Regions from separate parts of the Homo sapiens genome. Here region 1 is linked to region 2. The links are chromatin loops, found by intact Hi-C in ENCODE. Cell type or tissue: B cell. All regions are shown on one strand. Each heading gives the region's core, and the rest is flanking DNA. Links, peaks and the distances in the headings are about the cores only. Region 1 overlaps TAF4B (TATA-box binding protein associated factor 4b). Region 2 overlaps PSMA8 (proteasome 20S subunit alpha 8).

Evidence for each region. Hi-C counts contacts between places; a loop is a spot of excess contacts. Peaks named below come from ENCODE experiments on the same cell type or tissue, not always from the same donor. Only the 100,000 strongest peaks of a DNase experiment are listed, where the experiment ranks them.
Region 1: a loop joins it to region 2, with 7 times the contacts of the local background. A loop is called at or near these places in 2 of 110 quality-filtered maps.

Annotation. Positions count from the first base shown.
Region 1 is chr18:26,248,210-26,263,355 of GRCh38, reverse strand. The region is part of intron 1 of TAF4B (TATA-box binding protein associated factor 4b); the gene reads right to left. It also overlaps the pseudogene SINHCAFP1. Among named protein-coding and RNA genes, the nearest start is that of TAF4B, 29 kb to the right of the region's middle. RefSeq lists an enhancer at 1,577-2,077. In B cell, for the core only: CTCF peaks have their summits at 8,243 and 8,442; a DNase peak (open chromatin) is centred at 7,545; H3K27ac peaks cover 307 bases.
Region 2 is chr18:26,185,055-26,200,200 of GRCh38, reverse strand. It overlaps PSMA8 (proteasome 20S subunit alpha 8), which reads right to left. Exons shown (of 7, transcript NM_001025096.2): 7 at 6,846-7,882. The coding sequence ends at 7,790. Among named protein-coding and RNA genes, the nearest start is that of TAF4B, 34 kb to the left of the region's middle. RefSeq lists enhancers at 8,546-8,625, 9,334-9,443. In B cell, for the core only: no CTCF peak of the experiment used is centred there; DNase peaks (open chromatin) are centred at 8,680 and 9,460; H3K4me3 peaks cover 1,363 bases; H3K27ac peaks cover 1,536 bases.

The DNA of each region.
Region 1 (15,146 bases), core at 7,272-9,771, 64 kb before region 2:
TAGTACAATTTAGTACAACTAACTACTTTCTTCAACTTTACATCAAATTTATTTCCATTTGCATATCCTGTAACTCAGTATTTCTAACCTAAAGTAATTATTGGCCAGGCATGGTGGCTCACGCCTGTAATCCCAACACTTTGGCAGGCTAAGGCAGGAGGATCTCTTGAGACCTGGGGTTTGAGACTACCCTCAGCAACAAAGTGAGACCCTGTCTCTACAAAAACAATTTTTTAATTAGCCAAATGCAGTGGGCATGTGCCTGTAGTCCGAGCTACTCAAGAGACTGAGGTGGGAGGCTCACTTGAGCCCAAAAGTTCAAGGCTGTAGTGAGCTATGATGGTGCCACTGCACTTCCGCCTAGGTGACAGAGCACAACACTGTCTCTAAATAAAATCTTTTAAAAAAAAAAAAGTCTTTTGTGTCAAAAGGAGGCACAGACAAAAATATTCACAGCTGGAGTTCCACTTTCAGAATGGTGGCAAGAGGATCTCTACAACTCTGTTCCCCAGTAAAATAGGCATAACTGGTGAAAATTATTTTTATAAAACAATCATTCAAAGTTTTTGGAAACCGGTCAGGTATGGTAGCTCACACTTGTAAACCCAGCACTTTGGGAGGCCAAGGCAGGCAGATCACTTGAGGCCAGGAGTTTGAGACAAGCCTGGCCAACAGGGTGAATCCCCGTCTCTACTAAAAAAATACAAAAATTAGTGGAGGGTGGTGGCAGGCACCTGTAATCCTGAGTAGTAACTCAGGAGGCTGAAGCACAAGAATCGCTTGAAACTGGGAGGTGGTGGTTACAGTAAGCCGAGATCGCGTCACTGCACTCCAGCCTGGGCAACACAGAGAGATTCTGTCTCAAAAAAAAAAAAAAAGTGTTTGGAAACTGTCCTAAGGCATGCAGAAAATGACTACAGTTATTGGAGATCTGCTAAAACTCAGTAAGAATAGCAAGAATATGTGGCATTTGCTGCAACCAACTCCCCTCTCTTTCCCTTCTCAGCTCAACATGACAGAAATTCCATTCCAGGGAGTGTGGCCAAGAAGACAGGGCTCCCTCTCTCCTAACCTCCCAATCTAAGGCTATGGTATCTTCCCGGGAGGAGGAAGTCACTTGCATTTCTCATCTACCCCCAATCCTCACCCCCCATCCCAGCTACATATTGAAGAGGATAAACTTGAGACAGGTGCATCTTAGGGTTCAAGTCTCCCTTCTTTCACCCATTCCCATTCATAAAAGGAAATCTGTACTTCAAGGAGAGCACACTGGGAACACTTGGACCTCAAGTGTCTCACCCCAGCTCTTTCACAGGCTGGAGGTGTTCCATGTTGGGAGAGGTGAGCAGAAAAGACCTGAGTACTGCCCACACCCAGTACCTTGTTCCTAGAGCAGGGATATCACTCAGAGAGAAGAAAGCCACAGTCCCGACCTCTGCTCCCAATATCTCCCTAAATGAAATGTCTTTACGTTAAACAGAGTGGAGAAGTTCAAGGCTAAAGGCACCCTCAAATACAAAGTAGCAATTAAGACGAGGCTGGTAGCTTCATGAGAGATACAAGCTAAACCATAAGTCTACTAGTTTACCAAAGAAAACCAAAGAGACAACTAAGAAGGGTCCTCCTTGGGTCAGAACAAACCTCAAACACTGGCCTAAAAAATTATCTCTGTAAAGGAGCCCAAATTTAATTGGATCAGACTGTGGAACAAGTTAGGCTCTAGGGCATTGTTGAAAACAATAGGGCAATCAGCTGGCAATGAGTGGATCCTAACAGCCAGCTGTGATACCAGCATAAGCAGACAGCTTAACAGAGAGATGAGGCAGAGACAGAGTCCTGCTAAAGATGACAGTGCTGGCCGGGCGCAGTGGCTCACGCCTGTAATCCCAGCACTTTGGGAGGCCGAGGCGGGCGGATCACAAGGTCAGGAGATCGAGACCATCCCGGCTAAAACGGTGAAACCCCGTCTCTACTAAAAATACAAAAAATTAGCCGGGCGTAGTGGCGGGCGCCTGTAGTCCCAGCTACTTGGGAGGCTGAGGCAGGAGAATGGCGTGAACCCGGGAGGCGGAGCTTGCAGTGAGCCGAGATCCCGGCAGTGAGCCGAGATCCCGCCACTGCACTCCAGCCTGGGCGACAGAGCGAGACTCCGTCTCAAAAAAAAAAAAAAAAAAAAAAAAAAATGACAGTGCTCATGTTCAAGGATGTGCCCTCTAAAAAGTAACATCAGCAGCTGCTTATTGTAGCAAAAGGAGACCTCACTAAAACAGTCTAGCCAGACCTTTTTTAAAAATCAAAAAACAGTAACACACCCAAGGAGTGGGGACCAGTATTAAGAGTTGCTACACTATAGTTAACAACAAGCTATGACATGTAAAGAAACAGAAAAGTGTGACATAAACACAGAGGGAAAAGCAGGCAACAGAAACCACCTGTGAGACAGATTAGATGTCAGATTTAATAAATGTCAGAGTAACAATTATAAGTATGTTCAAAGGAATAAAAGGAACCATACTTAAAGAAGAAAGGTGTGATACATCTAGAATATCACTAGAGATAGATATTATTTTTAAAAAACGGAACTTCTGTCATTACAGTAACAAATTCACAAGAGATTCAAAAGTAAACCTAAACTGGCAAAAGAAAGATCAGCAAACTTGGAGATAAATCTGTAGAAATTATGTAATCCAAAGAACAAAAAGAATGATGAAAAATATAGACCAATGGAACAGAACAGAGCCCTCAGAAATAGTACCACACATCTACAACCATCTGATCTCTGACAAACCTGACAAAAACAAGAAATGGGGAAAGGAGCCCCTATTTAACAAATGGTGCTGGGAAAACTGGCTAGCCATATGTAGAAAGCTGAAACTGGATCCCTTCCTTATACCTTATACAAAACTTAATTTAAGATGGATTAAAGACTTAAATGTCAGACCTAAAACCAGAAAAACCCTAGAAGAAAACCTAGGCAATACCATTCAGGACATAGGCATGGGCAAGGACTTCATGTCTAAAACACCAAAAGCAATGGCAACAAAAGACAAAATTGACAAATGGGATCTTATTAAACTAAAGAGCTTCTGCACAGCAAAAGAAACTACCATCAGAGTGAACAGGCAACCTACAGAATGGGAGAAAATTTTTGCAATCTACCCATCTGACAAAGGGCTAATATCCAGAATCTACAGAGAACTCAAACAAATTTACAAGAAAAAAACAAACCCCATCAAAAAGTGGGTGAAGGATATGAACAGACACTTCTCAAAAGAAGACATTTATGCAGCCAAAAGACACATGAAAAAATGCTCATCATCACTGGCCATCAGACAAATGCAAATCGAAACCACAATGAGATACCATCTCACACCAGTTAGAATGGCAATCATTAAAAAGTCAGGAAACAACAGGTGCTGGAGAGGATGTGGAGAAATAGGCACACTTTTACACTGTTGGTGGGAATGTAAACTAATTCAACCATTGTGGAAGACAGTGTGGCAATTCCTCAAGGATCTAGAACTAGAAATACCATTTGACCCAGCCATCCCATTACTGGGTATATACCCAAAGGATTATAAATCATGCTGCTATAAAGACACACGCACATGTGTGTTTACTGCGGCACTATTCACAATAGCAAAGACTTGGAACCAACCCAAATGTCCATCAATGATAGACTGGATTAAGAAAATGTGGCACATATACACTATGGAATACTATGCAGCCATAAAAAAGGATGAGCTCATGTCCTTTGTAGGGACATGGATGAAGCTGGAAACCATCATTCTCAGCAAACTATTGTAAGGACAAAAAACCAAACACCACATGTTCTCACTCATAGGTGGGAATTGAACAATGAGAACACTTGGACACAGGGTGGGGAACATCACACACTGGGGCCTGTCGCGGGGTGGGAGGAGGGGGGAGGGATGCATTAGGAGATATACCTAATGTAAATGATGAGTTAATGGGTGCAGCACACCAACATGGCACATGTATACATATGTAACAAACCTGCATGTTGTGTACATGTACCCTAGAACTTAAAGTATAATAAAAAAAAAAGAAGAAAAATAAACAGATTCTCAGAAAACATGGAACACCATTAAAGACACCAACATAGGCATAATGTTAGTACCAGAAAGAGAGGGGAGAGAGAAAGGAACAGAAAAAAAAAAAAATCAAAGAAATAACAGCTGAAAGCTTCCCAAATTTGGAGGAAAATAATCCAGACATCAAAGTAGCTCAAGAAACCCCAAGTAAGCTAAACGCAAAGAGATCCCCACGCCAAGACACATGGTAGTAAAAATGTTCAAAAACAAAGAAAAAAGGAAGGCAAAGACATTTAAAATTTAAAAACAGGCTGGCACAGTGACTTGTAATCCCAGCACTTTGGAAGGCTGAAGCAGGAGGACTGCTTAAGTCCAAGAGTTTGAGACCAGACTGGACAACAAAGCAAGACCCCATCTCTAAAAAAAAAAAAAAAAATTAAAAGTAGCCCAGTGTGGTGGCGCACACCTGTAATCCCAGCTACTGGAGAGGTTGAGGTGGATCACTCAAGCCCAAGAATTCAAGGTTGCAGTGAGCTATAATCACACCACAGCACTCCAGCACAGCCAACAGAGCAAGACCTTGTCTCTAAAAAAAATTTTTTTTTAATTTAAACTGAGAAGATTCATTAGTAGCAGATACTCCATACAAAAAACACTAAATGAAGTTCTTCAGGCTGAAAACAAGTGACCAAGGCAGTAATTCAAATTCACGTGGAAAAAACAAAGAGCACTGGTAATTATGTAATTTGGCAGTATAAATGTATTATTACTTCTTCTTTCATAACTGGTTTTTAAAAACTATTGTATAGAACAATATATATAGAATTACGTCTTTGGAAATTTAACATACAGGAATGTAAAATTTTTACAAATAGAAGCACAGAGGAAATGGGTGGAAGCAAAGCTGTATTGTACTAAAGGTACTTCAGATGGTAGCTCAGAAGCAAAGGAACAAATGAAGAAAATCCAGAAAAGACAAATAAGGTAATATAACAAATGACATAAACATGTCCTTGCTCTCTTCTTCCCTCAGCTTTTTTTTTTTTTTGAGATGGAGTCTCGCTCTGTCACCAGGCTTGAGTGCAGTGGTGCGATCTCAGCTCACTGCAACCTCCGACTCCTTGGTTCAAGCAATTCTCCTGCCTCAGCCTCCTGAGTAGCTGGGATTACAGGCACATGCCACCACGCCCAGCTAATTTTTGTATTTTTAGTAGAGACGGTGTTTCACCATGTTGGCCAGGATGGTCTCAGTCTCCTGACCTCGTGATCTGCCTGCCTCGGCCTCCCAAAGTGCTGGGATTACAGGCATGAGCCACCACACCCAGCCTCAGCTTCTTTAAAAGACATAAAATTATGTAACATAATAATTGTTGGGTTTGTAATATAACTAGATGCAAGGTATAAAGCAATAATTACACACACACACACACACACACACACACACACACACACACACACGCACGCAGAGGAAAGCCAGAAATGAACTATATGAAAGAAAGGGCTTCTCTGTCTCACTGAAATAAGTTAATATACACATGAAGGAGATTCCAATGAGGTTCATATTGTAAGCCCTAAAGCAACCTCTAAGAAAAACACTCAAAAACATGTTGAAAAAATTACAAAGGATAAGTGTTACCCTAGAAAATATTTGCTTAATACAAAAGAAAGCAGGAAAAGTATAGAGGAAAAAGTAAAAGAAACATATAGGAAACAAAAGTAAATGGCAGGCTAAGTCCAACTATATATATATAACAACATTAAATGCAAATGTGAATGTACAAAATAATCCAGTCAAAAGGGAGAAAGTGCTAGGTTGGATAAAAAACAAAATTCAACTATATGCTCCTTACAAGAGATATACATTAGACTCAAAGATATAAAAGAGTTGAAAATAAAAGACATCATACAAACAGAACCACAAGAAAGCTGTAGTGGCCATACTAATATCAAAATAGACTTTAAACAAGAGATAAAGAAGGGCATTTTGTAATGATGGGGCTAACAGATCAACACGATGTAACATTTTAAGCACATATACCTCACACACAGAGCCTAAAATACATGAAGCAAAAAGTGATAAAAGGAAAAATAATTCAACAATTGCTCGGACACTGCAATACCCCACTTTCAATGAAGAATAGAACTAAACAGAAAAGCAGCAAGGAAATCAACCACTTGAAAAAACTATAAACCAACTAAACCTAACTCAGATCTATGGAGTACTTCACCTAACAACAATAGCATTCTTAAGTGTATGCGAAACATTCTCCAAGACAGACCATATACTAGGACACAAAACAAACCTCAATAAACTTTCAAAAATTGAAATTATATTAGGTTGGTGCAAAAGTAATCACGGTTTTCGCCATTGAAAGTAATGGCAAAAAAAACACAATTACTTTTGCACCAACCTAATACAATGTATGGTCTCCACCTACAATGGAATGAAATTAGAAAACAGTGACAGAAAAAAAAAAAAAAGTGGGGTAACTCCCAAATATGTGCATAATAAACACACTTCTAAGTAACCAATGGGTCAATGAAGAAATCATAAAGGAAACTAGAAAATACTTTTGAGATGAATGAAAATGAAGATACAGCATACCAAAATCTATGTGATGCAACTAAAGCAATATTCAGAGAAAAATGTACAGCTATAAATGCCTGTCTTAAAAAGGAAGAAATATCTCAAATCACTAACAACCTTTTACCTTAAGACACTGGAAAAAGAAGAGCAAAATGAAAACTAAAGCAAGCAGAAGAAAAGAAATAATAAAGATTAAGAGCAGGGGCAAATAGAGAATAGAAAAACAACTGAGAAAAATCAACAAAACTGGAGTAGGGAGTGCTTGAGGGGGACTGGCCTGGCGTGCACTCTGCACCTCGGGGACGTTATTGCGCGTGGAACGGCTGCTTTTGGAAGACTTTTGCCCAGAAGAAAAGATGTTTGGTTTTCACACGCCAAAGATGTACCGAAGTATAGAGGGCTGCTGTATTTGCAGAGCTAAGTCCTCTAGTTCTCGATTCACTGACAGTAAACGCTATGAAAAGGACTTCCACAGCTGTTCTGGATTGCATGAGACTCCTTCAGGAGACATCTGCAATGCCTGTGTCCTGCTTGTGAAAAGATGGAAGAAGTTGCCAGCAGGATCAAAAAAAAAACTGGAATCATGTGGTAGATGCAAGGGCTGGACCCAGTCTAAAGACTACATTGAAACCAAAGAAAGTGACTCTATCTGGGAACAAGATAAAGAGCAACCATATCAGTAAACTGCAGAAGGAATTTAAACATCGTAATTCTGATGCTCACAGTACCACCTCCAGTGCCTCCCAGCTCAATCTCCTTGTTACAGTAACCAGTCAGATGACGGCTCAGATACAGAGATGGCTTCTGGTTCTAACAGAACACCAGTTGTTTCCTTTTTAGATCTCACATACTAGAAAAGACAGAAGACATGTTGTGGGATCATCTATAAAGGCCGTTTTGGGGAAGTTCTCATTGACACACATCTCTTCAAGCCTTGCTGCAGCAATAAGAAAGCAGCTGCCGAGAAGCCAGAGGAGCAGGGGCCACAGCCTCTGCCCATCTCCACTCAGGAGTGGTGACTGAGGTTTTTATGTAGAAGGGGAACAAAAAAAACCATCTAAATTTTGAAGACCACAAAGCAACAAACTGACCCTCTTTTTTTTTTTTTTTGGAGACAGAGTTTTGCTCTTGTTGTCCAGGCTGGAGTGCAGTGGCGTGATCTTGGCTCACTGCAACTTCGTCTCCCGGGTTCAAGTGATTCTCCTGCCTCAGCCTCCCAAGTAGCTGGGTTTATAGGTGCCCACCACCAGACCCAGCTAATTTTTTAGTTTTAGTAGAGACAGGGTTTCACCACGTTGGCCAGGCTGGTCTCAAATGACCCTCCTATTTTTAACTTGGATACCTGCTATTCTGCCAAAAGACAATTTCTAGAGTAGTTTTGAATGGGTTGATTTCCCCCAGTCCCACAAACTCTGAAGCCAGTGTCTAACTTACTAAAAAAAGAGTTGTACATAATATTTAAGATGCTGAGTATTTCATAGGAAAGCTTAATGCTGCTGTAAAGTGCTCTTTAAGTCTTTTTTTTTTAATCCCCTTCTAATGAATGAAACCAGGGGAATTTCAGGGGACAGAGATGGGATTTGTTGTATGATAAACTGTATGTAGTTTTCAGTCTTTCTGTATTGAGAAGCAGTGGTTGGGGCATTTTTTAAGGTGGCTGGCTACTCTTGTTTTCCCTCATGATAGTAAGTTTGTCATAACTCAGTAACATGGACTTGCCCCTAGAGGCAGCTGTTAATAATTTTGAAATATTAAGGTCTTGCCAAGCTTCTGATGATTCAAACCTGTACTACTGATTATTAAGCAGGACAGACTGAGCTTTCTGTTGCAAATCCCTTGGAGGAGAAAGTAATTTCTAAATATACAGAAAGGTAACTTGACTATATATGTTGCATCCTGTGCCTCCCTTCATATTAATATTTGATAAAGATTTTAATTTATATAAAACTTCTAAAGCAGAATCAAAGCTCCTCTTAGGGAAATGGCACGTCTCTAGGACAGGCGAGACCCTGTATAAATAGTACCAAAGCATTACCGCACAGTAGAAAACACACTCTATTAAAAATGTTAAGCTATCTGAAAAAATGTGCAAGTCTTCGGGATGGCACAAAACAAAGGTTAATGCTTCTTGGGGCACATTTCTTAGAGGGCTTGCTGAGTGTGTAAATGTAATCGATTTTTGTGTTACATGACTTTGATGACTTCATTGAAAATCTGCACAATTCAGTTCCAGCTCCGGATTACTTCAGTTGACCTTTGTGAAGGTTTTTATCTGTGTAGAATGGGTGTCTGACTTGTTTTAGCCTATTAAGTTTCTATTTTCTTTCACTCTGTATTAAAACTAAAATTTACTAAAAGAGAAAAAAAAGAAAAATCAACAAAACCAAAAGATTGTTCTTTGGAAAAAAAATAAACAAAACTGACAAACCTTTACCTAGAATGACTAAGAACAAAGGAAAGACTCAAACTATTAAAATCAGGTGTGAGGCCAGGCATGGTGGCTCAGGCCTGTAATCCCAGCGCTTTGGGAGGCCAACGTAGGTAGATCATTTGAGGTCAGGAGCTCGAGACCAGTCTGGCCAACATGGTGAAACCCCGTCTCCCCTAAAAATACAAAAAAATTAGCCAGGCATGGTGGCACATGCCTGTAGTCCCAGCTACTCAGGAGGCTGAGGCAGAAGAATCGCTTGAACCCGGGAGGCAGAGGTTGTAGTGAGCTAAGATCATGCCACTGCACTCCAGCCTGGGCAACAGAGCGAAACTCCATCTCAAAAAAATAAATTAATTAACAAAATAAAATGGGGGGGGTGGGGGGGCATAAGTTTTACACAAATAAGGATTATAAGGGAAGACTAGAAACAATTATAAACTAATAAATTAGACAATTTAGATGAAACAAATTCCTAGAAACACATAAACTACTGAAATTGACTCAAGAAAGAATAGACAACCTGAATAGGCCTTTAAGAAATGAAGATATTGAATCAAAAGAGGATCTGTAAGAAAAGCGCAGGTCCAGATGACTTCACTGGTCAATTCTACCAAATATTTAAAAGAAAATTTAATGTTAATCCTTCACAAAGTATTCCAAAAAATAAAAAAGCAGGGAACACGTCCCAACTCAATCTATAAGGTCAGTATTAACGATACCAAAAACAGACAAGGACATCACAAGAAAACCACAGGTCAATATCCCTTATGGATATAGACACAAAAATTCTTGACCAAGTACTAGCAAACTGAATCCAGCAATGTTTTATATGTGTTATATACCATGACCAAGTGATAGTTATCTCAAGAATACAAGGGTGGTTTAGTATCCAAACACTAACTACTATAAAACACCCTATCGATAGAATGAAAGACAAAAAACACATGATCATCTCAACAGATGCGGAACAAGCATTTGACAAAATTCAACAAGCCTTTCTTTCAGATAAAAAGACCCAAAAAAAGAGAAACAGAAATTTTCTCAACCTGATAAATGGATTTACAGAAGACCCACAGATAACATCATACTTTTGGTGAAAGTCTGAATTTCTCCCAAGGATCAGGAATAAGACAAGGATATCTAAGATGAAGGATGAGACAAGGATGCCTACAATCACTACTTTTGTTCAACATTATATTCAGAATTCCACCAAGGGTAACTGGGCAAGAAAATGAAATAAAAGGCATCCAAATCAGAAGGGAATGAGTAAAATTATTTACAGATGGCATGATCTCATAAGGTTCCACAATCTCAGTGGATGCCTAAAACCTCAGACAGTGCTGAACCCCACATATTATGTTTTTTCTATACATACATACCTATGATAAAATGTAATTTATAAATTACACACAGTAACATACTGGCAACAATAACTAATAATAAAATATATATAAATAAATAAAATAACTAATAAAATAATAAATAAAAATAAAAATAGAATAGAATAAAAAAATATGCCACCAGCATCACCACTCTTGTAAGCTTTGGGGCCCTTATTAATTAAAATAGGGTTACCTGAACACAAACGCTGTAATACTGTGTACTATAACAGTCAAGAGGGCTACTAAGTAACTAATAGGTAGGTAAGTGTACAGAGTGTCAATACACTGGACAAAGGAATGATTCACATTTCAGGCAGGATGCAGTGGAATGGAGGGAGATTTCATCACGATACTCAGAATGGCACACGATTTAAAACAAATTGTTTATTTCTGGAATTTTCCACTTAATATTTTTGGAGGCAGTTGACCATGGGTAAATGAAACCATTAGATAAGGGAAGAGGAACTACTATATATAGAAAATCCTAATGAACCCTCTAAAAAACTATTAGAAGTAATCAATTTAGCATGGTAGCAGGATACAAGATCAATATTCAATAATCAACTGTATTTTTATACACTTGCAATGAATAACCATAAATGAAATTAAGAAAATGATTCTATTCACAATAGCACCAAAAAGAATAATATACTTCAAGGATAAATTTAACAAAGTACAAAACTAACACTATGAAAACTAAGAAATGTCTTCATACTTTAATTACTTTCAACATGTAAAAAACACGTTGAAAAACGTATGTTGAAAGTAATTACAGAAGATCTAAATAAATGGAAAGAGATCCATGTTCATGGATGGGTAAACCTCAGACCCACCTCACTGGATTGTTAAAGGAACCAAATGAGACAATATATGTGAGAGGATTTTTGAATTTTTGAGCAGGTAGCTATTAATGCCAAGAGGTCCACAATTCAAACTTTTCTTCAACTAAGTACTCAAAACATCAGTAGGAGGCAATATTAGAATAGCTGTAGACAGGCAATGCTGAGAATAAAATAACCAGCTCATCTTCAGACCAAAGTGTTTTCAAGATGCAAAACACTCCTTTTGCAACCTTAACCAATTATTTATCTCAAAGGCCCAATGCCAATGAGAAGCAATAATATAATAGAAAGCACTTAAAAACAAAGGGAAACTGAATGTTAGTCTCTTCTCTGAAGACCAGTGACCAAGTTTCTTTGAATCCAATCCTGATAAGTATCTGAGACTCACTTTTTCCAATCATAAAAGAATGGCCTGTTTATTCTACAAGCATATTGACAGAATGTAATCATATATTAGGTTACATAGCACCGTTCCTCTATAAATATTAAGATATTAAAGTGTATCGTGGTCCAGTGTCCACTCTCTACTTGGTACATGATTTACATATTCTACCCTTCAGCCCAGTGAACTGCTACATCCCAACATCCAAAAATGCCAATTTCTTGGTGTCAAGCTGATCTGAATGGAAGTTCTCTGACTTCTCCACATTCACAGCATTTGTAAATACTGCCCCTGAAAAAATAGCAGATCCTTACAAATCTAAGAGCCTTAAAGATGCTAGAATTCATCTATTACAATTTAATACATATACAGAATGCCTCACTAGTCACCTTTTAGCCTCTTTTCAAATAGTCCAGGGTTAGGAAAACGCAGATTTCTTTGTGTCACTCTTTCACAAGCAGATCACGAATATAAGTCCTTCCTTAATATGGAACCAAACGTGCCTCCCATTAATATCCAGAGATGTGAGGGTACCTTCTGCAACCACACAGAATAAGCCCACTCTCATTTCCATAGGACTGGAAACACTTAGACGCTAAGTTGTTTCCTTCCTCAGGCACTAGAGGCCAAATTTCTTCCATTTTTCACGTCACAGTTTTCCTTACAAAGAGCTTAAAGTCACTTAAATTTCCCTCATTTCCTGAATTGAATAAATAAAAGAAAAAATTAAAGCAATCAAGAAGTTTATATCCCAGGTCGTGCTATTAGTTATGGTATATCTCCCCTATCCTCCATTTACACAGCTGATTTGCCAAAATTGAGCTTCTATTTATCTCTATTAAATTTCATTTTTTAAGGATAGGTTGTTAGATTTCAGGTGATGTTTACTTTCTTCTTTTTACTTTCCATATTTGTTGGTCTTTTTATATGTATGTATTATTTTACAAAAATAAGTTTGTTAGACAAAAACTAAACCCACAGAATATCTACCCTATTTATTACTGCATCTATGGCACTTAGCGTAGAATCCAGGATATAGTTAGCACTGATCACATTGGTAATCTCAGCACTTTGGAAGGCTGAGGTGGGTGGATCGCTTCAGCTCAGGAGTTCAAAACCAGCCTGGGCGAAATGGTGAAACCCCATCTCTACAAAAAAAAATTTTTTTTTTTTTTTTTTTGAGATGGAGTCTCGCTCTGTTGCCCAGGCTGGAGTGCAGTGGCGTGATCTCGGCTCACTGCAAGCTCCGCCTCCCGGGTTCACGCTATTCTCCTGCCTCAGCCTCTCGAGTAGCTCGGACTACAGGCGCCTGCTACCATGCCTGGCTAATTTTTTGTATTTGTAGTAGAGACAGGGTTTCACCGTGTTAGCCAGGACAGTCTCGATCTCCTGACCTCGTGATCCGCCTGCCTCGGCCTCCCAAAGTGCTGGGATAGGAGGCGTGAGCCACCGCGCCCAGCACAAAAATTTTTATAATTAGCTAAGCCTGGTGGTACCTGCCTGTGGTCCCAGCTACTTGGGAGGCTGAGGCAAGGAACACTTGAGCTCAGGAGTTTGAGGCTGCAGTGAGCCATGTTCGAGCCACTCCACTTCAGCCTGGGGGACAGAGTGAGACCCTGTTTCAAAAACAAACACAACAACAACAACAAAAACTGGACGGCTGCAGTGGCTCATGCCTGTAATTCCAGCACTTTGGGAGACCAAGGCAGGTGGATCACATAAAGCCAGAGGTTTGAGACCAGCCTGGCCAACATGGTGAAACCCTATCTCTATCAAAAATTCAAAAATTAGCCGGGCATGGTGGCATGTGCCTGTAATCCCAGCTACTTAGGAGGCTGGGGCAGGAGAATTGCTTGAACCCAGAAGGTGGAGATTATAATGAACTGAGGTCATGCCACTGCACTCCAGCCTAGGCGAAAGAAAGAATGAGACTTTGTCTCTAAAAAAAAATAAATAAAGTGTTGAGTTCACAATATAGAAAATTGTCACCATATAATGATAAGTGAAAATCAGGATATAAAAGTGGTATCACAGAATCCCAATTATGTGAAAAATAGAGAACGTGTGCATAACATTTTTATTTCCAAAGAGACAAAAAGCTTTTGGGAATGAAATGCTCTATATCTTAATTTCATTGGTGCTACACCTTTATTAAATGTTTCAGCACTCAATTCACCGTAAATGATCTTTTTTTTTTTTGAGAGAGAGAGAGAGTTTTGCTCTGTTGCCCAGGCTGGAGTGCAATCTTGGATCACTGCAACCTCTGCTCCTGGGTTCAAGCGATTCTCAAGCCTCTCCTCCCAAGTAGCTCACACTACAGGCATGTACCACAATACCCTGGCTAATTTTTGTGTATTTTTAGTAGAGACCGAGTTTTGCCATGTTGGCCTGGCTGGTCTCGAACTCCTGGCCTCAAGTAATCCACCTGCCTTGGCCTCCCAAAGTGGTGGGATTACAGGCATGAGCCACCGCACCCAGCCAGGTTCCTCTTTTTTTTTTTTTTTTTGATATGGAGTCTCGTTCTGTCACCAGATTGGAGTGCAGTGGCACAATCTCGGTTCACTGTAACCTCCAGCTCCCTGGTTCAAGTGATCCTCCTGCCTCAGCCTCCAGAGTAGCTGGGATTACAGGCACGTACCACCACGCCCAGCTAATTTTTGTATTTTTAGTAGAGATGGTGTTTCACCATGTTGGCCAGGATGGTCTTGATCTCCTGACGTCATGATCCACCCACCTCAGCCTCCCAAAGTGCTGGGATTACAGGCGTGAGCCACTGCGCCCAGCCTAGGTTCCCCTTTTTTAATAACAAAAATTTTACCTCAATAAAGATGACATTTAAAAAGGAGATTAGGGGCCAGGTGCAGTCGCTCACGCCTGTAATCCCAGCACTTTGGGAGGCTAAGGCAGGAAGATCACTTGAGCCCAGGAGTTCAAGGCCAGCCTGGGAAACAGTGAGATCCCAAATGTACCAAAAAAAAAAAAAAATTAGCTGGGCATAGTGAGGCACACCTGTAGTCCCAGTCACTCAGTAGGTTTGACGTAGGAGAACTGCTTATGCTAGGGAGGTCAGTCTGAAGTGAGCCCTGATTGTACTAATGCATTCCAGCCTGGGTGACAGCAAGACCCTGTCTCAATTTTTTTTACTTTTTTTTGAGACAGAGTCTTGTTCTGTTGCCCAGGCTGGAATGCATTAGTACAATCAGGGCTCACTTCAGACTGACCTCCCTAGCATAAGCAGTTCTCCTACGTCAAACCTACTGAGTGACTGGGACTACAGGTGTGCCTCACTATGCCCAGCTAATTTTTTTTTTTTTTTGGTACATTTGGGATCTCACTGTTTCCCAGGCTGGCCTTGAACTCCTGGGCTCAAGTGATCTTCCTGCCTTAGCCTCCCAAAGTGCTGGGATTACAGGCGTGAGCCACTGCGCCCAGCCTAGGTTCCCCTTTTTTAATAACAAAAATTTTAC
Region 2 (15,146 bases), core at 8,254-10,753:
TATTTGGTCTTCATCTCCCTTTCTGGGGTACAACTCCTAAAATCTTTGGAACCTCCACAGTGATATCTTTTTGTATGCTAATTATTAACTGATGGCTAGCAGCTCTTAGGCAGCTTCAGGATGGGAGCTGGTCACCAGAAAGACCTAGGCAGGATTAGAGGATCGGGACTTTCTGATCTACCACATGACCTCCAGGAAGGGGAGGGGGCTGAAGATTAAATTGATCACCAATGGCCAATCGTTTAATCAATCATGCCTATGTAATGAAGCCTCCATAAAAACCCAAAATAACAGGGTTTGGAGAGCTTCTGGGTAGCTGAACACATGGAGGTTCCTAGATGGTACACGCCCCTTCCCCCAGACCTCATCCTATGTGTCTCTCACTTTTTTTTTTTTTTTTGAGATGGAGTCCCGCTTTGTCATCCAGAGGAAGTGCAATCAATGGCACGATCTCTGCTCACTGCCGGGTTCAAGCGATTCTTCTGCCTCAGCCTCCCGAGTAGCTGAGATTACAGGTTCCCACCACCACGCCCAGCTAATTTTTGTATTCTTAGTAGAGACATGGTTGCATCATGTTGGTCAGGCTGGTCTCAAACTCCTGACCTCAGGTAATCCACCAGCCTCAGCCTCCCAAAGTGTTGGGATTACAGGAGTGATCCCCTGCACCCGGCCTTTTTTTTTTTTTGAGACAGTTTTGCTCTGTCGCCTAGGCTGGAGTGCAGTGGTGTGATCTCAGCTTACTGCAGCCTCGGCCTCCTGGGTTCAAGCGATTGTTGTGCCTCAGCATCCTCAGTAGCTGGGATTACAAGTGTGTGCTACCACACCCAGTTAATTTTTTGTATTTTCAGTAGAGATGGGGGTTTCCCTGTGTTGCCCAGGCTGGTCACCAACTCCTGACTTCAAGTGATCTGCCTGCCTCAGCCTCCCAAAGTGCTGGGATTACAGCTGTGAATCACTGTACCTAGCCCTCATCTTATGTATCTCTTCATCTGGTTATTTATCCTTTAAAATATACTTACATATACTTAAAATATACTTAGTAAAAAATCGGCAAATGTAAGGAAATGTTTCCCTGAGTTCTGTGAGCCACTCTAGCAAATTAATGGAACCCAAAGAGAGGGCTGCAGGAACCACAAACGACGGGTTGGTCAGAAGTTATGGAGGCCTGGACTTGCAACTGGTATCTGAATGGGGTGGGGGGCAGTCTTGGGAATTGAGCCCTTAACCTGTGGGATCTGACATTGTTTCCAGGTAGATAGTGTAGGAATGGAATTGCAGGATGCCTAACTGATGTTTGCTGTGGAATTGATTGCTTGATTGCTGGTGATGAGAAAATTCCCATATATTTGGGGATCACAAGGAGTCTTTTGTATTAACTGTTGTTGTGTTGTTGTGTGAGATAGTTTGCAAATTTCTGTAGGCTTACATATCTGGGAGCTGGATTGCTAGCTAAAAGGCACATACCTCTTTGACTTTGCTAGGTTTCACTCATATGCTGCCCAAAGCAGTTGTCTAGTCTACAATTCTAACAGCAGTAGATAAGAGTTCTTTTGGCTCCACATGCTCACAAACACTTTATACAGTCATTTTAATTTTTGTCAGTCTGATGGCTGTAAAAGAGTATCTCATCTTAGGTATAAATATACATTTCCTTTATTAGTCTGGTAGAACAACATTTAATATTTAATAGGATCCTTATAAGAGAAAATCATTTAGGTTTTTTCTTCTCCTGCCTTGGCCTCCAAACATGCTGGGATTACAGGTGTGAGCCACTGCACCTGGCCTTACCTATGCATTTAAAAGGATATTTGTTAGATCTTATCCAGCATTTCTATACCTGTAGTGAAAGTTTTTTCTACCTACTTAACCATAATCTAATGCTGGAAAGATGAGTTGTTAAGATAATTCCTAAAACCCAATATTTGTGATCATCTCACCTTGGGGATATGAGAGAGAAAAAACATAAAGTACTTGAGTATTGGGGATTTTTCTCTCAGTAAGATAAATAAAAGTAGCATTTTAAATAGGAATAATGTTTGAACTGTTAGAGGTGAACTGTTTACATGCATGATTCATTTTTCTGTTGTATGGTGTATTCCTTTCAATCAGCAGCTCTTTATAAATTCCAGACACACATCTTTTATCATTTATATGTATTACAAACATCTCCTATTTGTAGCCTGTCTTTTCACTTGTGTTATGGTCTCTTTTGATGTAGAAAAATTTACATTAATTTTCAGGTAGTTAAATTATCAATCTTTTCCTTAAGTATTGACACTTTTCATCTTGTCTAGACAATCTGTCCTTACCTCCAGGATCGTAAAGATATTTTTCTATATTGTCTTCTAAAGTTTTAAAGTTTAATTTTTTATATTTAGGTCTTTAATCTACCTGAAATTGATTTTTTAAAATAGTATTAAGTACAGGTTAAATTTTTTTTTTTTTTTTTGAGAGGGAGTCTCGCTCTGTAGCCCAGGCTGGAGTGCAGTGGCGCGGTCTCGGCTCACTGCAAGCTCCGCCTCCAGGGTTCACGCCATTCTCCTGCCTCAGCCCCCCAAATACCTGGGACTACAGGCGCCCGCCACCACGCCCAGCTAAATTTTTCGTATTTTTAGTAGAGACGGGGTTTCACCGCGTTAGCCAGGATGGTCTCGATCTCCTGACCTCATGATCTGCCCGCCTCGGTCTCCCAAAGTGCTGGGATTACATGCATCAGCCACCGCGCCCGGCCCTTTTCTTTCTTTCTTTCTTTCTTTTTTTTGAGACGGTCTCACTCTGTCGCCCAGGCTGGAGTGCAATGGCGCCATCTCGGCTCACTGCAACCTCCGCCTCCCAAGTTCAAGCGATTCCCCTGCCTCAGCCTTCCGAGTAGCTGGATTACAAGCACCTGCCACCAAGCCCAGCCAATTTTTGTAGTTTTAGTAGAGATGGGGTTTCGCCATGTTGGTCAGGCTGGTCTCGAACTCCTGACCTCAGGTGATCCGCCCGCCTACGCCTCCTAAAGTGCTGGGATTATAGGCATGAGCCACTGCACCTGGCCAGAGGTTCAATTTTCTTTCTTTTCAAATGAATAACCAGTCGTCCTATCATTGTGTATTGAAGAGCTTATCCTTTGCCCATTGATGCAATGCTAACTGCCATAAACCAAGTATCCAGTAAGCGTCTGGGTGTTTCTAGTCTCTATTATGCTTATTCCCTGTGCCAACACAACCGTATACACAGCAGAACCAGCATCTGCTCAGCTGCTTCTCTGATTTTCATAACTTTCTGTTTTCAGTCCCGGATTTCCCATCCCTTCTTGTGAGTTTACTTATGTACATATATATGTATGTACATCTGTATGTATTTACAATTTTTTTGAGACAGGGTGTCTCTCTGTTGCCCAGAACTGGAGTATAGTGGCAGGATCATGGCTCACTGCAGCCACTTCCTGGGCTCAAGTGATCCTCCTGTCTCAGCCTGCTAAGTAGCTGGAGCTACAGATGTGCACCACCACACCCAGCTAATTTTTAAATTTTTTGTGCAGATGGGAGTCTCACCATGTTGCCCAGGCTGGTCCCAAACTCCTGGCCTCAAGCGATCCTCTTGCCTTGGCCTCCCAAAGTGCTGGGATTACAGGTGTGAGCCACTGCACCTGGCCTTACCTATGCATTTAAAAGCATATTTGTTAGATGTTATCCAGCATTTCCATACCTATAGTGACAGATTTTTCTGTCTACCCACTTAACCGTAATCTAATGCTGGAAAGATAAGTTGTTTAGGTAATTCCTAAAATCAAGTATTTGTGATCATCTCACCGTGGTGACATGAGAGAGAAAAAACATAAAGCACTTGAATATTGGGGTTTTTTTCTCTCAATAAAATAAAAGTAACATTTCATTTAATTAATTAATTTATTTTTGAGACAGAGTCTCACTCTGTCGCCCAGGCTGGAGTGCAGTGGCACAATCTTGGCTCACTGCAACCTCTGCCTCCCGGGTTCAAGCAATTATCCTGCCTCAGCCTCCCGAGTAGCTGGGATTACAGGCACCCGCCACCGTGCCCAGCTAATTTTTTGAATTTTTAGTAGAGATGGGGTTTCACCATGTTGGCCAGGCTGGTCTTGAACTCCTGACCTCCGATGATCCACCTGTCTCAGTCTCCCAAAGTGCTGGATTACAGGTGTGAGCCACTGCACCCTATCTTATTTTATTTTATTTTTTTGAGACAGAGTCTCACTTTGTCACCCAGGCTGTAGTGCAGCGGCTCAATCTCGGTTCATTGCAACCTCCGCCTCCTGTGTTCAAGCAATTCTCCTGCCTCAGCTTCCTGAGTAGCTGGGACTACAGGCGTGCACCACCATGCCTGGCTGATTTTTTTGTATTTTTAGTAGAGATGAGGTTTCGCCATGTTGGTCAGGCTGGTCTTGAACTCCTGACCTCAAGCGATCCGCCCACCTCGGCCTCTCAAAGTGCTGGGATTATAGGCATGAGCCACTTTGCCTGGCCAGTAAAAGTAACTTTTTTTTTTTTTTGAGATGGAGTTTCTCTCATTGCCCAGACTGGAGTGCAGTGGTGCAATCTCAGCTCACTGCCACCTCTGCCTCCTGGGTTCAAGCGATTCTCCTGCCTCAGCCTCCTGAGTAGCTGGGATTACAGGCATGCGCCACCAGGTCTGGCTTTTTTTTTTTTTTTTTTTTTTGAGACGGAGTTTCACTCTTGTTGCCCAGGCTGGAGTGCAATGGCACGATCTTGGCTCACTGCAACCTCCGCCTCCCAGGTTCAAGCGATTCTCCTGCCTCACCCTCCCTAGTAGCTGGGATTACAGGTTTGTGCCACTACGCCCAGCTAATTTTGTATTTTTAGTAGAGACAGTAGAGAAGGGGTTTCTCCATATTGGTCAGGCTGGTCTCGAACTCCTGACCTCAGGTGATCCACCCGCCTCGGCCTCCCAAAGTGCTGGGATTACAGGCATGAGCCACTGCACCCGGCCAAGGCTAATTTTTTTTTTTGTATTTTTAGTAGAGACAGGGTTTCACCATGTTTGTCAGGCTGGTTGCGAACTCCTGACATCAGGTGATCCACCCGCCTTGGCCTCCCAAAATGCTGGGATTATAGGCGTGAGCCACCACGCCCAGCCAAAGTAACATTTTAAATAGCAATAACGTTTGAATTTTTTTTGGTTCAAACTTCACATTAGGGCTGGTCACAGTGGCTCATGCCTGTAATCCCAGCACTTTGGGAGGCCGAGTTGGGTGTATGTATCTCTTGACTTCAGGAGTTCGAGTCCAGCCTGTGCAACATGGTAAAACCCTGTCTCTGCTAAAAAATACAAAAAATTAACAGGGTGTGGTGGCGAGCAGCTGTAGTCCCAGCTACTCAGGAGCCTGAGGTGGGAGGATTGCTTGAACCTGGGAGGCAGAAGTTGCAGTGAGCCAAGGTGGCATCACTACTCCAGCCTGGGTGACAGAGGCCTCATCTAAAAACAAACAAACAAAAAACCAAACAAACAAAAGAACTTCACATTAAATAGAAAATCGTTTTGTATGGATCAGTGAAACCTGACCAAAATAATGCTATGATTTCCAAAGTAGAATAAATCAGTTGAGCTAAAACCAATTAGACTCTGATAACTAAGAAGAACTGAGTCACAGGAGTAATAAAGCTAGTGAGATTCAAAAAAACCTCTTGCCTCTCATGATACATCCTTGTGAGGGAGAGATTGGTGAGCAATGAGAAATGTTTCCATTCTGATGGACACTTGTGGTGGCAAAGCACTATAAGCATCAGCACCATGGGCATACATTATAAAACTTGTCTCAGAGTTGTTAAGATAATTAAATGTTAATATTTGCAAGTAATCTAAACAGTGTCTGGCATGCAGTGACTGTGGTATTGTATGAGTACTTGTCAAGTAAAAAAATAAGGGATGGAATTACAACCATATCCCTTAGATCGGGGGTCCCCAACCCCAGGGCCGTGGATCAGTACTGGCTTGTGGCCTGTTAGGAACCCGGCTGCACAGGAGGAGGTGAGTAGGGGGGTGGGGGGAGCGAGCATTACCACATGAGCTCTGTCACCTGTGAGATCAGTGGCGGCAGTAACAATTCTCATAGGAGGCCGGGCACGGTGGCTCACGCCTGTAATCCCAGCACTTTGGGAGGCCGAGGCAGGTGGTCACCTGAGGCCAGGAGTTCAAGACCAGCCTGGCCAACATGGCGAAACCCCGACTCTACTAAAAATACAAAAATTAGCTGGTCGTGATAGCACATGCCTGTAGTTCCAGCTGCTTGAGAGGCTATGGCAGGAGAATCACTTGAACCTGAGAGGCGGAGGTTGCAGGGAGCGAGATTGCGCCACTGCACTCCAGCCTGGGTGACACAGCGAGACTCGTCTCAAAAAAAAAAAAAAGATTCTCATCGGAGTGTGAAACCTGCTGTAAACTGCACATGCAAGGGATTGTGGGCTCCTTACGAGACTCGAATGCCTGATGATCTGAGGTGGAACAGTTTCATCCCAAAACCAACCCCACCCCACTCGGGGTTTCGCCATGTTGGCCAGCTGGTTCCGAACTCCTGGCCTCAAGTGGTCCGCCCATCTCAGCCTCCCAAAGTGCTGGGATTACAGGCATGAGCCACCACGCCTGGCCTTCCCCTACTATTTTCATTCCTCTGCAAAAACTGAACCTCTCCCCTCGTTTTCAAAAAAGAACATTAAGACCAGGTGCAGTGGCTCAGCCTGTAATCCCAGCACTTTGGGTGGTGGAGGTGGGAGGATTGCTTGAAGCCAGGAGTTTGAGACCAGCCTGGGCAACATAGTGAGACCTCATCTCTGAAATAAATAAACAATTAATTAAAACAACAGAAAGAATATTTACTAGCTTTTATTTTCAAAAATATAAACTCACTGTAGGAATTAAGCACATTCCTCTTGTGGACCATTTGGATTAAATCCTTTCCGTGGGCAGAGATCACTTTTTATATTTTTCTTGTTCCCCCAATAAGCCTTCCATAATACCAATCATAAAATACACACTCAGATATTTCATGGAATATGTAACAAACCGAACACACTGGACATACTTGAGATAAAATAAAAATCTAAACTAAAAGTGATATGTATTAATTTCTTTCCTTATTTTCATGTAGCATCCTGTTAAGATGCCCTTAGAAGCTCTTCCCATGCTTTAATTGCATGTTTGAATTCAGCCTATATTTGTTCCATGAACGAAACAATATATTGCAACTTGTAAAATGAAAAAGGTAAAATAAAAATAACGAAATATTGTAAAATGAAAAAGGTAAAATAAAAATAACAAAATATTGTAAAATGAAGAAGGCTCTGACAAAATTTTAAGAACTCATCAGTATAAGGATGCTTTTGTCATTCTTTGAGAAATGCAGCTCAATATTATATTTAGTTTATTTGGAATAGCTATGTCCTTAACTGACAGTCAATATTCAAACATCACCAAATTATTAAATTTTTTTAATTAAAAAATTTTTTAAAATTATATTTGCATATATGAAGGTAAGTAAGACACTGGACAAATTATAGAGTCTCAGGCTTATGTGGAATTATGACTGCTCTCAACAATTACTGAAATCCCCTTTCAAAGAAAATCTTCACATAAACCTATGTTTGACTATGTAATAGAATGAAGACAGCCACAGATCTGGCATTCTCAAAACATCACACAAGTACTGCATGTAATGCTGCAAAATAACTGTTTTCCTCTAAAATTTCACTAAACAACCTCAGGCAGTACAATAAAACAAAACATTAAGACCTCCCAGTGGTCATCCTAAGAATTAGACAGATTTCTTTGATTTTTTCTTCTCTGCTTCTTCCTTTTCCTTTTCTATTTCAGTTACATATAATTCAACTTCTTTTGCACTAAACATCTGAAAAGAGAAAAAAATTTAAAGATCAAATGTCAGTTATACGAATAATATGTAAATACAATATGAAGAATTCCAATATTTAATAAATTTATACTTTCTATGTACAACTTTATATTTTGTAACTTCAAATATACAATGAAGCATTTCAAGAGGTCTAAGAGCAATAACAATTATGGGCAAAACCAGATCTCTGACATTTCTACTATCACTGTGCTAAAAAAGAAAGCAGGACAAAAGGTGATATTGCGTTATATATCCTATATGTGCATATAACTCCAAAAACATTTTAATGCGAGGCTTAATTTTATTCATGAACAAAGACTCATTATTTAACTCTCCCAACTGCACCCTACTGTGTGATTCTCTGATAGGGTTTAATAATTTGATCAGTTTATAGAATAGCGAAATGAAATGGGAAAAGATAATTTATGCTACTTTATGTCTAAGTAGAAAGCAAAAAAGGTTTTATTTTTCTAAGAATTTGCAGTGTAGTTTGATTTTCTGTTGTACTGTTCACAAGTAGATCCAAGGTTACATGCTTGCGGCTATAAGACAGCAATTATTGGCCAAACCTGGTGACTCAGGCCTGTAATCCCAGCACTTTGGGAGGCCGAGGTGGGTGGATCAGTTGAGGTCAGGGGTTCGAGACCAGGCTGCCATTTTCTTTTTCTTTTTTTTTCAGACAGGGTCTCACCCTGTCGCCCAGGCTGGACTGCAGTGATGTGATTGCAACCTCTGCTGCCGGGTTCAAGCGATTCTCCCACCTCAGTCTCCTCAGTAGCTGGGACTACAGGTGTGTGCTACCACGCCTGACTGATTTTTGTTATTTTTAGTAGAGAGATTTGCATTTTCAGTACAGACAGGGTTTTGCCATGTTGGCCAGGCTGGTCTTGAACTCCTGACCTCAAGTGATCTGCCCGCCTCAGCCTCCCAAAGTGCTGGGATTACAGGCCTGAGCCACCGTGCCTGGCCAAGACAGCAATTATTAACTTCAGTGAAGTTAATACATTTATATACAAAAATCTAAATATAATGATCTTAATACTGAAAAGAGGTATCTATTAAATTGATAAATGAATGATCAACTTTATGGAAAGGCAAATTTTCAAAGATATTAGAGATGTAAAGGATTTTAGCTATTAGTCCATCACTAGAATTTACATATAAGAAAACATAGATTCACAAAGCTAAATTATATTTGGCCAAAGATTAAAGAAGGATTAAAGATTAGGTCTCTGATTCTTATTTCAACTCCAGAACTCTTTCCATTTCACCTATAAAGATGTGTGTCACAAAATCTGTATTTGTCAATAATCTACATAAAATATATTATTTGAACGTTTTATGAAATGAATTTACCCATCAAGCAATTACTAGGAGTTCCATGGGCTCTGAAAGTGGAAGAATATAATTCTTACCTGCTATTAAGGAGTCCACAGTTTAGTGGAAAAAAACTGGCATATAAATAGATCATTACAATACAAACCTGAATAAAGTGATGTGGTATTACTTGGGGAAGAAATAATTTCCTCCTTTGAAAAAGTGTCTTTCACTTTCTTTTTCCTTTTTGAGACCGGGTCTTGCTCTGCTGCCTACAGCTGAAGCACAGCGGCATGATCACAGCTCACTGCAACCTCTGCCTCCTGGGCTCAAGCCATCCTACCGCCTCAGCAACCGGAGTAGCTGGGGCTACAGATGTGAACCACCATGCCCAGCTAACTTTTGTATTTTTTGTAGAGACGGGGTTTCGCCATGTTGCCCAGGCTGGTCTCAAACTCCTGGGCTCAATCGATTTGCCTGTCTCGGCCTCCCAAAATGCTGGGATTACAGGCATGAGCCACTGCGCCCAGCCTCAAGAAGCCTTTTCAAAAAATTATTTTTAATTTTTATGAGTACATAGTAGGTATATATATTATGGGGTACATGAGATATTTTGATACAGGCATGTGATGCATAATAACCACATCATGGAGAATGGGGTATCCATCCCCTCAAGCATTTATCCTTTGTGTTACAAAAAATCCAATTATACTCTTTTAGTTATCTTAAAATGTACAATTAAATTGTTATTGACTATAGTTACCCTGTTGTGTTATCAAATACTAGGTCTTATAAATTCTATTTTTTTGTACCTATTAACCATCCCCACCTGCCCCTGCCCCCCACTACCCTTCCCAGCCTCTAGTAACCATCCTTCTACTCTGTATCTCCATGAGTTCAATTGTTTTGATTTTTAGATTCCACAAATGAGTAAAAACATGCAATGTCTGTCTTTCCATGCCTGCCTTATTTAACATAATGATCTCCAGTTCCATCCATGTTATTACAAATGACAGTATCTCATTATTTTTTTGGGGGCAGAACAGTACTTCATTGTGTGTAAGTATCACATTGTCTTCGTACATTCATCTGTTGATGGACCCTAAGGTTGCTTCCAAATCTTGGCTATTGTGAACAGTTCTGCAATTAACATGGGAGTGCAGCTATTTCTTCAATATACTGATTTCCTTTCTTTTGGGTATACACCCAGTAGTGGGATTGCTGGACCATATGTACTTTTATTTTATGTTTTTTGAGGAATCTCCAAACTATTCTTCATGGTGGTTGTACTAATTTACATTCCCACCAACAGTGTATGAGGGTTCCCTTTTCTCCATATCCTCACCAGCATTTGCTGTAGCTTGTCTATTAGATATAAGCCATTTTAACTGGGGTGAGATGATATTTTATTGTAGTTTTGATTTGCATTTCTCTGATGATCAATGATGTTGATCACCTTTTTTTTGGAGATGGGGTCTTGCTCTGTTGCCCAGGATGGAGTACAGTGGCACAATCATGGCTCACTGCAGCCTTGACCTCCCAGGTTCAAGTGATCCTCCCACCTCAGCTTCCCAAGTAGCTGGGACCACAGGAGCACACCACCACATCAGGCTAATTTTTAAATTATTATATTTGTAGAGACAAGGTCTCACTGTGTTGTCCAGGCTGGTCTGAAACTCCTAGGCTCAAGTGATCCTCCCGCCTTGGCCTCCCAAAGTGCTGGGATTACAAGCAAGAGCTCAGCCCAAGCACCTTTTTATATGCCTGTTTGCCATTTGTATGTCTTCTTTTGAGAAAAGAAGACATACAAATTCAAATCCTTCACCCATTTTTTGATCAGATTATTGTTTTTTCTCTTATAGAGTTGTCTGAGCTCCTTATACATTCTGGTTATTAAACCCTTGTCAGAAGGGTAAATTTGCAAATATTTTCTCCCATTCTGTGGGCTGTCACCTCACTTTGTTGATTGTTTCCTTTGCTGTGCAGAAGTTCTTTAACTTGATGTGATCCTATTTGTCCATTTTTGCTTTGGTTGCCTGTGTTTGTAGGGTACTACTCAAGAATATTTTGCGCAGACCAATGTCCTGGGGATTTTCTCCAATGTTTTTGTAGTAGTTTTATAGATTGAGGTCACAGGCTTAAGTCTTTAATCTATTCTTTTTTGATTTTTTATATATGGTGAGAGATAGGGGTTTAGTTTCATTCTTCTGCATATGGATATCCAGTTTTCCCAGCATCCTTTATTGAAGAAACTTTTTCCCAGTGTATGTTCTTAGCACCTCTGTCGAAAATGAGTTCACTATATATATGTGGATTTGTTTCTGGGATCTCCATTTTGTTTAATTAATCTATGTGTCTGTCTTTATGCCAGAACCATGCTGCTTTGGTTACCATAGCTCTGTAGCATAATTTGAAGTCAGGCAATATGATTCCTTCAGTTTTGTCCTTTTTGCTTAGGGCAGCTTTGGCTCTTCTGGGTCTTTTGAGGTTTTTATATAGATTTTATGATTTTTTTTTATATTTCTGTGAAGAATATCATTGGTATTTTGGCAGGGATTGCATTGAATCTGTAGATTACTTTGGGTAGTATGGACATTTTAAAAACATTGATTCTTCCAATCCATGAACATGGAACACCTTTCTATTTTTTTTTTTTTTGGTGTCCTTTTTTGATGTGGGCACTTATAGCTATAAACCTCCTTCTTTGTAATGCTTTCACTGTATTCCATATGTTTTGATATGTTAGGTTTTCATTATCACTTGTTTCAAGAAAATTTTCAATTTTTTTCTTAATTTCTTCATTGACTCACTGGTCATTCAGGAGCATATTGTTTAATTTCCATGTATTCGTATAGTTTCCAAAATTCCTCTAGTTACTGATTTCTAGTTTTTTTTTTCCACTGTGGTCAGAGATGATGCTTGATATTATTTCAATTTTTTGAATATTTTAAGGCTTATTTTGTGACCTAAATATGGTCTATCCTTGAAAATGGTCCATATGCTGAGGAGAATAATGCATATTCTGCAGCTGTTGGATGAAATGTTCTGTAAATATCTATTAGATACATTTGGTCTACAGTGCAGTTTAAGTCTGATGTTTCTTTGCTGATTTTCTGTCTGGAAGATCTGTCCAATGCTGAAAATGGGGTGTTGAAGACTCTAGCTATTATTGTATTGGAATCTATCTGGTTTTTTTTAGCTCTAATAATGTTTACTTTACATATCTAGGTTCTACAGTGTTGGGTGCATATATATTTAAGACTGTTATATCTTCTTGCTGAACTGACCCCTTTATCATTATATAGTGACCTTTTTTGTCTCTTCTTATAGTTTTTGCCTTGAAATCTATTTTGTCTGATATAAGTATAGTGACTCTGGCTCTTTTTTGGTTTCTATTGGCATGAAATATCTTTTTCCATCTCTTTTTTTCAGTCTATGTTTGTCTTTATAGGTGAAGTATGTTTTTCGTAGTCAACAGATCATTGGGTCTTTTTTTTTAAATCCATTCAGTCATTCTATATCTTTTGATTGGAGAGTTTAGTCCACTTACATTCAATGTTATTATTGATAAGTAAGAACTTATCCTCCTGCCTCAGTCTCCCCAAATGCTGGTATTACAGGTGTGAGCCACTGCTCAGACCTCACTTTTTTTGAAGCAGACTCTTGCTCTGTCGCCCAGGCTGGAGTGCAGTGGCATGATCTCAGCTCACTACGACCTCTGCCACCCTAGGCTCAAGTGATTCTCCTGCCTCAGCCCCCTGAGTAGCTGGGACAACAGGCGCACACCATCACACCCGGCTAATTTTTTGTATTTTTAGTAGAGATGGGTTTTCACCATGTTGGCCAGGCTAATCTCAAACTGCTGACCTCAGGTGATCTGGCCGCCTTGGCCTCCCAAAGTGCTGGGATTACAGGCATGAACCACGGTGCCCAGCCTGGTCCATCCTTTCATGGAAGAATCCTGGCATTAAATGAGAAAATGTTTTAAGTTCTACCTTTCTACTGATTCCTGGCCCCAAGTAGGTGTTTATATCTAACTTCCTAGGCTAGGGAGACAAGTATCCTTCTCCAGGGCAGTTTAATCCAAATGTTTACCTCTGGCTTTCAGTGTAGTATTCATTTTTGGTTCCTGGGGATTTTCTTTTAGTTCTTGCAGAAGCTCAGCTATGTCTTTAAAAAACTAGTTATATTTCATCTAGAATTGTCCTCATGTTTTACAGCAGAAGAGTTTTTATATTATCTAATCCAGCATAATGCCAGAAACTGAAGTTGTAGAAGTCTACTTATATACCTTAAGTCAAGCTATTTCCTGTCAAAGTGTTAAAATTTCAGCACATAGTCAGTGATTTAAGAAGTACATATGTAAAATTAAGAGATTTTATGTTTTTCATATTTAGTAAATACTATTTACTTCTTAGTAACTTAGATACAACTGGAATTGCCAAGGATAGGTCAGAGAATAACTAGAAAACCAGTCCACCTCTAAAATCAGCTTAAGAATAAGGGGTAGAGGCATCAAATAATAAAGGTTTACACTACTCAGTAAATTTCTTATATCTTATGTGTTTTTCTAATTTAATAATACAGTACTCATCATAACCATATGTGGAAAGGCTATTAATCCACAGATAAGAAAACAGAAACAGAGAAGTAATTTGTTTACACTGGGAAATGGTAGAGCTGGAATTTGAACTAGGGTAGCTCTAGAGCCTCACTTTGCGTTTTTTTTTTTTTTTTTTTTTTTTTTTTTGAGACAGAGTCTCCCTGTGTTGCCCAGGCTAGAGTGCAGTGGCGTGATCTCAGCTCACTGCAACCTCTGCCTCCCAGGTTCAAGTGATTCTCCTGCCTCAGCCTCCCAAGTAGCTGGGACTACAGGTGCCCTCCAACACACCCAGCTAATTTTTTTTTGTGTGTGTATTTTTAGTAGAGACGGGGTTTCACTATGTTGGCCAGGCTGATCTTGAACTCCTGACCTCGTGATCCACCCACTCGGTCTCCCAAAGGGCTGGGATTACAGGCATGAGCCACCATGCCCATCCAGAGCTCCATTTTTGATCACTTCACTGAACTGTATCCCACACAAAGATTTATCAAAATTGAGAATGCAATAGGATTTGTAATATTTTCATGTGGAGTCCATTAAAAATGAAAACAAATAAGTTATTCAAGATCCACAAATTAAAACTCTGTAAAGAAACAAAATTGAAACTATTTCTATATACATTGAAATTTGGCAAAACTGGTTTAAAACCAGACGCAAGTCTATTTTAAAATAATTTTCAATTAAGCAATTTCAGACTCTGAAGACATTTGAAAAACTTCCTAGAGAATACATTATGGTTGATTCCCCAAACATCCATTCTATATCAGTGCTTAACATTAGCCAACCAGCAAACAGAATCTTCTAGAGACTGTTCTAAGGATGTCTTCAGTCTTCCAATCAGATTGAAGGGAAGGACTTACATTCCAGAGTTAGGGAAGTTCTCCCTCTCCTATAAAAGGTTAACAGGAAAATAAATCATTCTGATTGCCTCTGGTGGTCATGAGAGGAATCAACCTTACTAGAACACACTAACTTTAGGATGAAGCCAATATTCAAAGTTGCAGAGTGGAGGGACAGGAAAAATCTAGATACATGAGAACATCGTTGTGTTGTTAAACACACTGTGTCTGGAGCAGGTTTATACTTTCATCTGTGAGAAAAAACGATTTCTTGTTCTTTAAGTCACTATGAGTTGGAGTTTTTTTGTTTTAACTTATAGACAAAAGCATTTGTTCTAACACATTAACCTCTGCTTAATTTCTCCTCAGGTCAATGGGAACTAATTTTTTTCCAAGGAGAATTTTCATTTTCAGTAGAAACAATTTTCAAATGTCTGCCAAAAACAACTTTTTTTTTTTTTTTTTTTTTGAGATGGAGTTTCGCTCTTGTTGCCCAGGCTGG